2 separate regions of the Homo sapiens genome follow, and region 1 is linked to region 2. A link is a contact called in ENCODE Hi-C data. All regions are on one chromosome and are shown on one strand. The core of a region is the stretch at or near the end of the contact, and the rest is flanking DNA. Distances in the headings are between cores, read along the strand shown.

Region 1 (6,214 bases), core at 569-3,068, 70 kb before region 2:
ACTAACGGGTTGCCCCCTCCCTACCTAGCTTCTTCCTGTCTGCGGTTCCTCTGTAAGATGTCCACGAGCACCAGACTCTCGCGCTCAGAGCCAGTAGCCCACGCTCTGCACTAGTCTTGCCTGTCCTGATCTTCCTGGGGTGCGCGCACTCCTTCAGCGTGTCCTGGTTTTAAAAGACTAACCCATCCGGATGGGCCTGAACTCAAGAAGCAACTATTCTAAGCTAGACTGAGCCTTGGCGTCTCCGCAGCCTGGGAAGCTCGGATAGAGGTAAGGAACGGAATGGGAGGTTTCTTTTGTCCCTTGAGAAATCCATATTCAACATTCTTAACCAGACGAAAGCCGCTGCCTGCTCAGTCCTGGGGAAGTGGGAAGGGCCCTCTGAAAGCTCCTAGACGCTAGATCTTCCAGCGGGCTAACTGCCAAAGAGGGGCGCCTGGGCGCAAGCGGAGGGAACTTTTGAGCCAACCAAGTGCAGACGCCCCTTCTTAGCCCTCTCCAGATGAACTTGCTCTTTGGCCTAGAGAGAAGGCCACGCCTCTAAAGAAGGAAATAAGGATGGTAAAGGGGGGAGAATAAAGGGAAAGGGAATGACCACACAGATTCTGGGGTGCAGCGCGTACGGAGGATGGCTGGGTAGGATTGCAAACCTCCGACACTCCCCCCAGTTGACAGGCCCTATTTTTGCCAATTTCCTACATCTCACCCCACCTCACCTCACCCCAGTCTCCCCGCATCTACTACTAGCTCTTTGAAGAAGGCGGCTGCAAGCCAGTCTCCGAACCCCAGGGGACTTTTGGGCAAGGGAGCCGGTGGAAGCAGAAGGAAGAAGATGCGCTGAGAGTCCTCACAACTGCGTCTCCGGAGGCAGAACGAAGTGGGGACTTCAGACAATCAAGCGTCATCCTTGCTCCCCCCTCCCCACACGGAACCCTGCGATTATGGCAAGAGAAAACTGGTTTGAGCTTGAGAAAATTTCCCCAGATTGTCTCCACTGCTCTATTTCCCTCAGATAATTGTTCGCCCAGCCCTTGGGAGCAAAGACAGGCGGAGGAGAATACTCCTGGAGTTCTCCTGGGTAGTCAGGAAGGCACAGGAGGAGATCGCGGGATCCCAGGGTTCTCCCGCAGCTCTCTGCCCTCGCCGCACCGCGCCCTCCCGGGCCCCGGCCGCGCCCGCCAGCCGGAAGCGCTCCCTCTGCGGGTGCGACTCCCGCAGCTACCCCTTCCCAGCCTGGCGGGGGTCGGCGAGAGTGGTTTCCACAGCACCTTACAAGTTCGGGAACTCGGGGCACGCGGGCCCGCCCTGCTGCGGGTTTCGACTCCCTGGGACGGAAAGCCGGTTACTAGCAGCAAGAGGGTGCGCCTACTCGGCCGCGCCCCTCACTCCTGCGCCCCTGAGGCCGGGTCCCCTGAGAAGGGGCACTCAACGGGGACATCTTCAAGCCCGTGAGTCCCTATTTTCACCCTGTCACTCCGAGCAGGGCAAAGAGATCCCAGGAACCGGTCCACGCTACCGCCGTTCCCCAGACCAGCGCAAAGCTCGGCTCCAGGTCTCCCCACGCCGCCGTGGTCTGTGGGCACCCCCATTTCCCGGATCCCTCTAACCGCCACAGTCATGCTTACCTGTCCTGGCAGTGCACACACAGAACCACACAACTAAAATCAAATCCATCGGCATCGCTCTCGAGGGTCCCCGCCTAGCAGGGGGCACCGAAGCTAGGTGGAAGCAAATGAGCCTGGATCCTGAGGCGCGCCTGGCTTGGAGCCGCCAAACTTGCTAGCGGGCGGCGGGGGAGGTGGCTCGGCAGCGCCGGGTGCTGCGCTCGCATATGCGCCCGGGAAGGCAGCCCCGGCCGCCCCGCCCCCAGCCCGCCCCCCACCGCTGGCGCGGCGGCGGCGGCGTGGGGCTCGGGGCCCGGCCCCCCGCTGCGGCTGCGTTCGTCTGGGAGCCCGGGCAGGAGCGCGGGGTTTGGCTACTGTGGCTTGTTGCGCTCCCCACTGGGGGCCGATTCCGTTCGCCTCCTTCGCCCGCAGAACTGCGAGGATCTGGACTGCAGGCGCCGCAGCCGCTATCACCCGGAGCACCGAAGTCGGAGTCCCAGGACCTGCGGCCGAAACGAGAGAGCGGGAGGCGCACGGCGCCCCCACGGCTTCACGCGCTCCAGCCCCTCCGAGCCGCAGTCGCCAATGTTGCCCTCTTTACTTCCGCACCGCGGTGGGGGCTGCCGAAGTTGCCACAGTTCATCCCCGCCGAGTCGAAAAGCCGCCGAGCCCTCGCGGGTGGGTATTTTTCCTCGGGGGAACCCAGACCGAGGCGGCGCCACCGAGCGCGCACGGACCCCCTCGGAAAACAATTACTCGGGATTCGCTCTGTCAACTGGGTGGGGAGGGACCTGAGGGGGATGATGGCTGAGTCCCTGCTCACCGCCTGTACCTTCTGTCTCCTCTCTCCTGTTGAACCCCTATGACTGAGTACTCTCTTTGTGGGTGCAGGAAGAGGGCGCTGAGGTGGGGGTGCAGAAAAGGGGTCCTCGAGGCGGAGCGAGCTGTGGTTGGGGTTTGGGAAGTCTATTTGCAAACCTTCTCATTCTGCAGGGCAGATGCTGCCACATAGGGGTAATTCCTAACCATCTTTTTTTCTTTCTTGCGTGATTTTCTTAATGGTATTATCAAAAGCCCACTCTTCTTTCATAGTCACATTTTGGCCCCATGTGCAATTCCTCCGGGACCTCCACCTTCTTTTCCCTCTCCCACCACAACATTCTCTGGAGAGAAAAGCTGGGCTGGGCTTTGTTTTCTACTTGCCGGCAAGAAGAGAATGGGTCCTCTCCCCTCTATGCGACCCTTTCAGGACCTGACCTTCCCTATGAAGATCCCCCAAATTTAAGACTTCTGTCCCACTTCCTATTTGTCCTACTAACACCTAGGAACGTTATTTATAACTGGATATGTAGAGTCATGAAATCTGAAATGACAGCCTCTGATTTATACCAAATGAACTCCACTTAGCTTGCTCAGTCTTCCCACTCTCTCTGAAGCCCCCGCTCCCCCTCACCAGCAGTACTCCTTTGATATTCACAACAGGGATCCCAGAGGAGTCCAAGGAAACCTCAGAACAGCCGTCCCTCGTTTCCTGGAAACCAATTCCAACGTTTCAGAATCCTCTTCACTAATAAGAACGTGCCCTTCTCACTTGCACCCACTTTCACTTCCTATATCCTTAACCCCTACACAACTTTGACCCCAGGAGCCCCAGTGAAGTTCACCAAATCAGCGCAGCTTATTAAGAGAGAAGGCTTTACTAGCATGCTGTTCTGGTCTCTGCCCTATTTTTCTGGATATTTCTGTGTGCAAGCCACTGTCCCATTTGGCCCTTTATGTTGTGGTCCTTTGGCAGATGAAAAAGAAAGTGAACAAGCAGGTAAATTCCAGCTCAAGAAGTCTACTGCACAATCCAGAAGTTGAGCTGAATGATTAAGAGGTAAACTGATGTCAGCTGACTCCAACTCAGATTCGGCTAAGACCCAAAGGAAATCTGTCTGCCTTGACTCTGTATTTTCACTAACAGAGTCCACGTGTTTTTCCTTCCACCCGGAGCGTGTTGCATTTAAAGCTAACATTAAAATCACACATCTTGAAGAGAATAGGATTTCCCAAGTCTTGTTGGGCCTTGTGGACAAGGACACCATACACCATGTTGTATTATAAGAGCCATTTCCTGTCTCTCCTCTGCAGTCTTTAAGTACACCTCAGCAGGAACAGCCTTGAGTTGCTTTGGACTGTTGTTTCCAAGGCCCTTTTATTGATTTCAGAAAGCCCAGAATCCTTAAAAGTACAGTGACCCCAGCAAGGGGAAAAGGTGGTCTGGGTAAGATCTTCAGAGCTCTCTATCTTTAAAGTCTCTGTGTAATTAGCTGGTCCTGTGGGATGGGACTTTTAGCTTGTTCCATTAAAAAATAAAGCAAGACATATGTTCTGTCATAGCTTTGCAGCATAACATCCATTAACAGTAACAAGAGTTAATCTCAACAAGGTCATAAATCTTTTCTAGATAACTAAGTACTGCAATCTCCTCCTATAAGTGCAACCCTTGAGTGGGGATTTTGAGTGTGTAGGTCTGTTAAGCTAAGGTGACCTTCATAGAATGGGCCCAGCAAGTTTCTCTAGTGACAATGAAGGGACACATGGCTATGTATGTACTTGGTGGTGGAATGTTACAGTGAGACCTGTGTTCGGTGGAAGCCACACTGAAACATCTTACCTGATGCCAGATCCCAAGTCCACCCTCCCCTTCAGGATGGCCTACCTCCATGGGTTCTTCAGGAGCCAGTAGTTGTCTTTGATTATCCCTCTGCCTCTTCTTCCTGACCTCTAAATGTTGGAGAGCCCCAGGACTCACTCCTCAACCCTTCCCTTCCCGCCACACTCCCTCCCTATTAAGCTCATCCCACCTCATGGATTTAAATATCTGTGCAGGGATGACTCTCAAATATGCATCTCTATCCCCAGCCTCTATTTTGAACCCCAGGCCTACATCTCTAACTACCTATTAGACATCTTGAATATAATATGGCCACATCATCAAAATTAAAAACATTTGCACTTCAAAGTACACCATCAATGAAGTAAAAAAAACAACCGATGGAAAAGTATCTTTGCAAGACATATCTGATTGGAACTTGTATCTACTAAAAAACTATTACAACTAGATAATACAAGACAATAAAAGGTCCAATTTGCAAATAGGCAAAAGATCTGAATAGATATTACTCCAAAGTATATATACAAGCGGCCAATAAAGACATGAGAAGATGTTCGACATCATTAGCCATCTGGGAAATGCAAGTCAAAACTACAGTGAGATATCACTTCACATCCACTAGGACGGCTAGAATAAAATAGATAATAAATGTTGGTGAGGATGTGGAGAAATTGGAACTCATATACTGCTAGTTAGAATGTAAAGTGTTCTTTAAACAGTTAAACATAGAGTTGCTGTACAGCAACTCTATCCCTAATATCCACACAAGGTAAATGAAAACATATGTCCATATACTAACTTGTACATAAATGTTTAGAGCATTATTCAAAATAGCCAAAAAGTAGGAACAACCTAAATGTCCATTGACAAATAAGTGGATAAATAAAATGTGGTATGCCTATATAATGGAATATTATTCAGCAATAAAAAGACATGAAGCATTGACACATACTACAACATTGACCTTGAAAACCTCACACTAAGTGAAAAAAAGCCTGTCACAAGGGACCATATATTATACAATTTCATTTCTATGAAAAGTCAGGAGGCAAATATATAGAGACAAAACATCTGATTAGTGGTTGTCTAGGGCTTGGGGCCAGGGAGGTAGGATTAGGGGGTAATGGCTCAAAAGTGTAGGGGCTATTTTTGAGGTAATGAAAAGGCTCTAAATTTGATTGTGGTGATGGATGTAAAACTCTCACATATATTCACAATATAGTAAAAACCATTGAATTGTATACTTTAAATGGGTGGATTGTATGGTATGTGAATTATATCTCAAGCTGTTTTTTAAAATACTTTAATGATCATGACAAAAAATTGTAATATGGCCAACTAAGGACTTTTGACTTTTCCCTTGTCTTAAATTTCCACTGCTGACTTCTACGGACATGGCATGAGCCTTCACCAAGTGCTCCAGCTACATAACCCAGGGTCATCCTTGACTTGCTTGCCCTTAGCCCCCACACACAAGGCATCAAGCCCTGTCAGTATACCTTAAAGAAAAATCCCCAGTCAAATTTCTCTTCTCACCAGGTCTCCTCCCACCTTCCTCCAACCCATCATTATCTCTCCCATAGCCTACAGCTATAGACTCTCAATGCTTCTCTCTGCCTCCATTCTTGCCCCGTATAATTCAGTCACCTCCACCTTCAGCAGTCATAGTCTGTGTTTTGTAACATGTATCATATCACACTCCCTTGCTCAAAACTCCTCCTGGAGTTTTCCATCATATTTTAGTAAAATCCAAACATCTTATATCACCCCTGCTTCTCCTCCCAGGTCCCTCTCTCCCCATTCTCCCCCTAACTCACTCCAGTGTTTCTTGTTCCTTAAACATTCCAAGTTCATACCATCCTCATGATCTTTGCACTTGCTGTCCCCTCTACCTGGAAGGTTCACTTTTCACTGACTCAAATCTCGTCTCAATGTCAGCTCTTTGAGGAGA
Region 2 (6,313 bases), core at 2,548-5,047:
CTCATTTCTTCAAGCTCACACGAAGATGCTTTCTTGGGGCAGTGCCTGGTCCTGGAATGCCTCACTAGTAAGCAGGAAAAATGGGGGGAGACCACCCCAAATAAACTCTGAAAATGTTCAGGACACCTAGACACTGCACAAAGCTTTCCAGGCACTCAGGCCAACACACAGTTTCCACCTTCTCAGTCACCCTTCACCTCCTATTGTAGTAACTTGCTAGGTCTCATACTTTTCTACAGGGTGTGCAGGACACAGCAGCAGCTGTCAGGAGAAGTCTTAGGGAGAGAGAAAGGGCCAGGGTGAGTGTCAGAAAGGCACAATCAGAAAGATGGACAGGGCTGAAAATAAGTACTTCCAGAAACCAAACATCTTTAACATCCTCCCTCTAATCCTCCCACACACAGACCACCTCCATTCCTAATCCCACCCTTCAATCCTTCCAGGGCTGCAAAGGGTGGGAGTTCCAGCTCCTTCTGCCGCAGTGCGGAGGTTAAGCAAGACAAGTGAAACAAATATTCTGCTCCACCTGGGGTCACACTGTGGGATACATGCTGTCAGAGGCAGATAATATACATAGAAAAACACTCCGGATGTGGACCCCGAAAGGAAAGGCAAGTGGGAGATTCTATGTTTATTTCTAGTTCTGACACCACAAGCTCCTGCTATGTGGGCCTGTGGATAAGTGTGAATGTGTATGTGTGTGTGTGTGTGTGCAAACACTAAAGTGACTAAGGATAGAAGGGTTGTATAAATCCTAAACCTCACACAGGCACAAATTTTGGTCCAGGCCCCACTGCTGGATATATGCATAGCCCCTGAGGCCAGGAAAGGAGAGGAAATAGCAGAAAGGCAGGCAGTGAGAAGGGAAGAGCTGAAGTTGATGAAAAAGGACAGAAGAAAGAAGAGATCAGAGAAGGAAGGAGAGAGACGAGAGGGAAATTGAAGAGAACAAAAGCCTATATGAGAGAGTGGGCCACCAGCAAAAGCTGCCTTTATTCATAACCCAAGGATTGGGATTTGCTCTGTGGGTTTTTCACGCCTCTAATTAAGTAGTAAAGGATCAAATGCAAGAGGGGATTAAGATTGGTGGGGCTTGAAGCTTATACAATTGAGGGAGGTTACTTTAGGGAAAAAAATAGAAAATTATGGCAAAAGTAGACACCAGGTTTTGGAAGGACCCAGGCAAAGGACAGGCCCCAAAACTAAAGCTTCAGTAGCCTCAGGTAAACCCACCTCGCATCAAATGAGTTCTCATGTAATAAAGGTAACTGGCAGTGTAAAGGCTACAAAACTTAAACTATTATCCTCCTACCCCTCCATCCCCAGCCACCACCACGTGGCTTTGTTCTGAATTTTAACCCTCTTTTTGTTTAATTAAGAAATTATTTTTGAAAAGAAAAGACAGTCATTGGCAGGAGAGGGAGTCTGTCTGCATAAAAGGGTGGAATCTATCTTCCTCAACTCTTTCGTGGATCTGGACCTGTATTCCCGCTACCGCCAAGGCTGGGAAGGGGCAGGTCGTGGCCCCTCTGGCAGGGTCACTGCAGCCCTCGCGCCCTGAACTGCCGACCCCAGCGCAGTGCGAGCTTCCGAAGCCCCAAAGCCGCCTCCCGCATCCATCACCTGGCACTGCCAACCGGTTTCCCCATCAGCATACGTGCACCCGCCACGGCCCGGCTGGCCTCTCTCGCGCAGCTGGAGAGCAGGACACTGTGCGGGCCGTAATGCAACCTGCTTACCTGGGTGGCAACGGTGGCCACGCTGCCCGGGAGCACGGACGTGATTCCATCCGTGGCCAGCACCACGGTGCTCTGGCTCATGTTCACCCAGCCCACAACAGGGGTATTGTTCCGCTCCAGGGTGCCCTTGCCCACACTCACGTTCGCATCCCCCTCCGGGCCTCGCAGAAAAGGGATCTTACAGTGCAGCGCGTTGCCGGGCCCGGAGCTCCCGGGAGGGGGCGAGGCCTGCGCGCCTTGCGCCTCTCTCAAGTCCCGCAGAGCTGCAGAGGCCGCCTGCGCCCGCGGGCTACTGAGTTTGCAAGACCCCACTCCTGGCCGCTCAGCCTCGCAGGCTCGCGCGTCCGCTGACTGGAAAGTTTGGGCGCCGGTGGAAGCGGACCTGGGCACACGTGGCGGCGGCGGGGCGGCAGCCGCGGGAAGCTCCTGCTCCGGGCTCGTCCTGGGAGCGCATGGGCCATCCGGGTGGCCCTGCGCCGCCGCCGCCTCCGGGCTGTTGGCTGGCAGTTTATTCATTTCCTTGGGAGCACTGCAATCCTGCAAACACAATGTCAAGTTCGTGCAAAACAAAGTCACAACAGCTTTTAAAATACCTGTATCTAGATATGGAGACGTTCGCAACTCAGGTCCAGACACAATATCTGGGGAAGCAAATTGGAATCTGAACTTTTTTTAAAAGAAAGGCTGCAATCAGTATTTCTCAATTTGCCCGTTTCATCAATAACCAGATGACAAAAAGAAGCTAATATTCCCTCCCTAGTGGAGGATGAACTAAGAAAAGAGGTAGAAATGTAATTTTGTAAGGGTAAAGGGGGAATGGAAATAGCCCTGGAGTCATGAGCTCCCCTCCCTCTTTGGATTCCACATCACAGCTGTGGGTGCCCGCATCCCCATCACCACTGTAGAAAGATTCTTTAATTTTCCGCCCCATTTCCTTTGTCATTCAACAATGCACACTGCCTTTTTCCCCCATAGACAAGCTGTGGCCACAAAGCTGATGCCCTGGCACCTGCGAGCGCTTGAGGCCAAATTGGTTGAGTCCCAGCGCTCCACAACCCACCTCCTCCCGCCAGGTAGCAAAGACAAGGTTAAGAATCACGATCAAAATAACCACAAAAAAACCTACAACGATAATAAACTAAATTTAAGACACAGAGTAGTAACTAGATTTGTTATCTTACACAACTCGTATTCACTTCCAGATTCCCAGACATGGAAAAGAATATGCAAAGCTTTTTGTTCTTTTGTTTAGGTCTTCTTCTTCTTCTTCTTCTTCTTCTTCTTCTTCTTCTTCTTCTTCTTCTTCTTCTTCTTCTTCTTCTTCTTCTTCCTCTTCTTCTTTTTTGCGTAACTATTCACAGGAGTCTAATATCCTTCACAACTCTAAGCTTGCTTGAGTACCAAAACTCATGACTAATTTTTATTCGCTTTTTCCCAATTCACTTTCAAATGAAAAGAACTGCCAGCGGTGGTTTTTCTATCCACTTTCTCCCCTCGTGTTATCTTTCACGGCTTCCTAAACATTAGCACCAATAATTATTATTACACTGTAAGAATAATCCTATTATCTTCGCCTCCACCGCACTCCTCTCGTCTAACCCCCTTTCACAAACACGCAGAATAGAACTCCTCGATTTGCACAAATCTAGGTACCTCGGCTTCAGCCAGCATTTGTCTCAGTAGCCTCTAGGACCCAGAGCAACTCGCCTCTGTACCGGCATCTGGCTTTTCAGCACCGAGGACAGTGCCCGGGATCGGGTCTTTAGGAGCCACAGCCAACCTCTCAGCTCTACAGCCTAGGAAACCTCTTTGCGACCTCAGGTGACGCTCACAAGTACAAATACCTAGGGCTGCGAGAATTGTTCTCCTCGTCGCCCCCTTTCCCCCCACCCAATGCACAGACATCTCCAAAAGAAATAGCCAAAACGAATCTGCTTTCCCTGTCCCCTCAGCCCCCTTTCCTCTTGAAAGAACAAAAGCAAACACTCACCATGTCTGACACAGGCAACAGACTGAACTGGTGGAGGGTGAAACCCGCTATTGACAAGACTGGGTTTGGCTCAGGCAGGAGAGGCGCTTTCTATATCTCCTTGGGAAAGGCCGGGTTTGCGTCAGTGCAAAGCAAGGTGCCCTTGGTTTGACATTTTCTTGATAATACAAGTTTGATAAATCATTACCCCCTTGGATTCAAGTTTTAAAGGGACAACAGCCTAGAGTATGCTGGCCAGTTGTCACTCCAGCGGGAGGGGGCTGCGTGTTTGGCGTGACTCATGTGGTCTGATTACTAAACCGAAACCGGCAGGAGGGGAAGACAGAAGTTTGCCTCCTCCTAATTAAGGGAAACATGGGAGGGACACGTCCCACTGCACCCAAGGCAAGGCGCAGCCGCCAACAGAGTGGATCGGGCTGTAGAGGAGGAAGGAGGGGGTTAAATCACTGTCTATTCTTTCCCTTTCACTAGATTCCATTGCTGTCCCCCCTTATCTTCAGGGATTCCGAAAATATTACTCCGAAAGAGGTTGAGGGTCTGCGCATAGCCCCACAGCTCTGCGATGACTGAAGCAGGCATGGGTCCTGCATTTATCAAGGTGTACCTACCTAGCATGTATGTGGACTTCAGATTCTCACATCCCTACCCTTCCAGACAGTCAGTCTTGGAGGAATCCTGGGGTTTTTGCTTAAAAATTGTGATCTGGTATTTCCGTTCCTATTTCTGTTATCACAATCAAGAGAAAATTCTGAGTATAACTGACCTTTTTCATTGTATTTTTAAGCTTTTCTGAAGACGTTTTAGAGAAAGAAAAACGAAGTTTTTCCAACACAGACCTAGTTCTTAGGTCACTTTCAAAGTCAAGGGAAACCCATTCTTTCTTTACAGTCCTTTCAATAAAATCCTACAAGAGCCAGGCCTGATTTGGCAGCGCGGGACCTTAGAGACCGTCCAAATCGGGATGCCCAGCAATGCGGGGGAGGGGGAATGAGAGCTGGCAATCTGCAAAGCCATGCCAGGATGTTCAACCGTACTGTGGCGGGGATGGGAGTGGGGGTGGCCATGGCGATAAAAAGATGGACTTTCTTGTTGTGTGTACAATGCAATAGCTATAATCAGAAGAGGAAAAAACGCCTTTACAAAGAAGGTGTAGTTTGGAGACTAGAAGGGGATTATCAGCAAAATGCTTCCCTTCTCTCCTTCCTTGCCGGTCTAGCTCGGGGAACCCCTGGCCTCGGGGATGAGGAGCCACAGACAGCACGTTTTCCCTTCCCTACTGCCAACAGCCCAGCCCACTGCCTCGGGGTGCGCGCCGTCGCCAGCGGCTGGGCCGTCCCACGCGGCGGGAGGACAATGCCGCGGCGGCCGCGGCCGCAGGCGTAGGCTGCAGTGGCAGATTGCGGCGGGCGCCGGGGGCACTAAGGGGCACCCTCCTGCTCCTCTGGAGAGCCCGAGAGTGTTTGGATGCCTCCGCTGGTTGGCTTTCCCGCCTAGCCCCTCTAAAGGGCAGCTGGCTGGGGACACACGGTCTGCATTGCCTTTGGTGGGGGCAGGAGGAGGAGATCTTTCTTTTGAGACGCCTTGAGGATTTCAGGTCGCTTTTTATTGCAGTTTTGAGCTAACGTCTATTGAGATCTCAATACTCAACCATTGTGCAAGGGATATCCATGAATTATCTCGGTTAGATTTAGCAATGGCCTTTCAGAAACTATACCAATTGCAAAGCTGAGGAAATTGGGGCTCAGAAAGTCGCTTTTGAACCCTGGAGAAGATCCCAACCACCTCCCGCCGGGCTGTCGCTAGGGTCAGTCGCTCTCTCCCCGGGGCCCGCTCGTAGGGAGAGGTCGGGAACGAGGGTTAAGAGGGTAGGGTGGGCTGTGGTGGACTCTGGCTGGAGGAGGGTCGTCTGAGTGGGTGGGACTGAGAATTCCGCAGGGGTGCCTGCTCAAGTTCCGGCTGGCGCTGAGAAGCACCCCGCAGGCTCTTGGCATCTTGGGGGACGCCAAGGGGACCTACGAGTGTTTCTGCCTAAACAGTCCCCAGTTTCCGAGAGGGCTCAAGACGAATGCGAGAACTGTAGAAGGCAGGCCTGGCAGGCAGGCTCGGGCTCAGAGAGCGATCGGCCGGAGCGGTACCACGAGGCGGGCCCAAAGATCGGTGTAGGCCTCCCTCTGCGGTTCCCCGGCCGACTTCCCCGAGGGACAGTCACGACTTTGGAAGGTTCTGGCCAGTTTCCCAATTTGCATTTGAGCAGCCCCCGCAAAGGGCCAGGTGCGAATGGAGAGTCTACGCGGCGCCCGGACGTTCCAGGGCGCACAGACTTGGCTGCCCCGGGAGGAAGGGAGAACTGCGCAGAGTGGGCAGAATCCTGCCGGCCTTCTCACTTCCCCCAGCTGCGGCCCTGGGCCTGAGTGACGCCCAGCGCCCCCGCTCAGCCCCCAGGCCTGATATTTCGCCCGCTGGCCCTCCCCGGCCCAGTGAGCACTTGGGTTCCGGCGTGGAGACTGCCGCGCGTCAGGCTCTGCAGAGGCGGGTGACGCGCAGGAACGGCTGCGGGGTTTGGCTGAGGCGCTATTCGGGCTCC

The links. A loop is a pair of places that touch in the nucleus more often than their neighbours do. Pooled maps may share reads with other maps.
Region 1: a loop to region 2 is called in a pooled map, with 3 times the contacts of the local background. The contact joins the promoter of NELL1 here to the promoter of SLC6A5 in region 2. A Hi-C loop is called at or near these places in 2 of 37 single-sample maps with no recorded cell type and 8 of 50 pooled maps.

What each region holds. Positions count from the first base shown.
Region 1 is chr11:20,665,190-20,671,403 of GRCh38, reverse strand. NELL1 (neural EGFL like 1) reads right to left here and starts at 1,818. Exons shown (of 20, transcript NM_006157.5): 1 at 1,626-1,818. The coding sequence starts at 1,680.
Region 2 is chr11:20,597,092-20,603,404 of GRCh38, reverse strand. SLC6A5 (solute carrier family 6 member 5) reads right to left here and starts at 3,797. Exons shown (of 16, transcript NM_004211.5): 1 at 3,730-3,797; 2 at 1,740-2,276. The coding sequence starts at 3,732.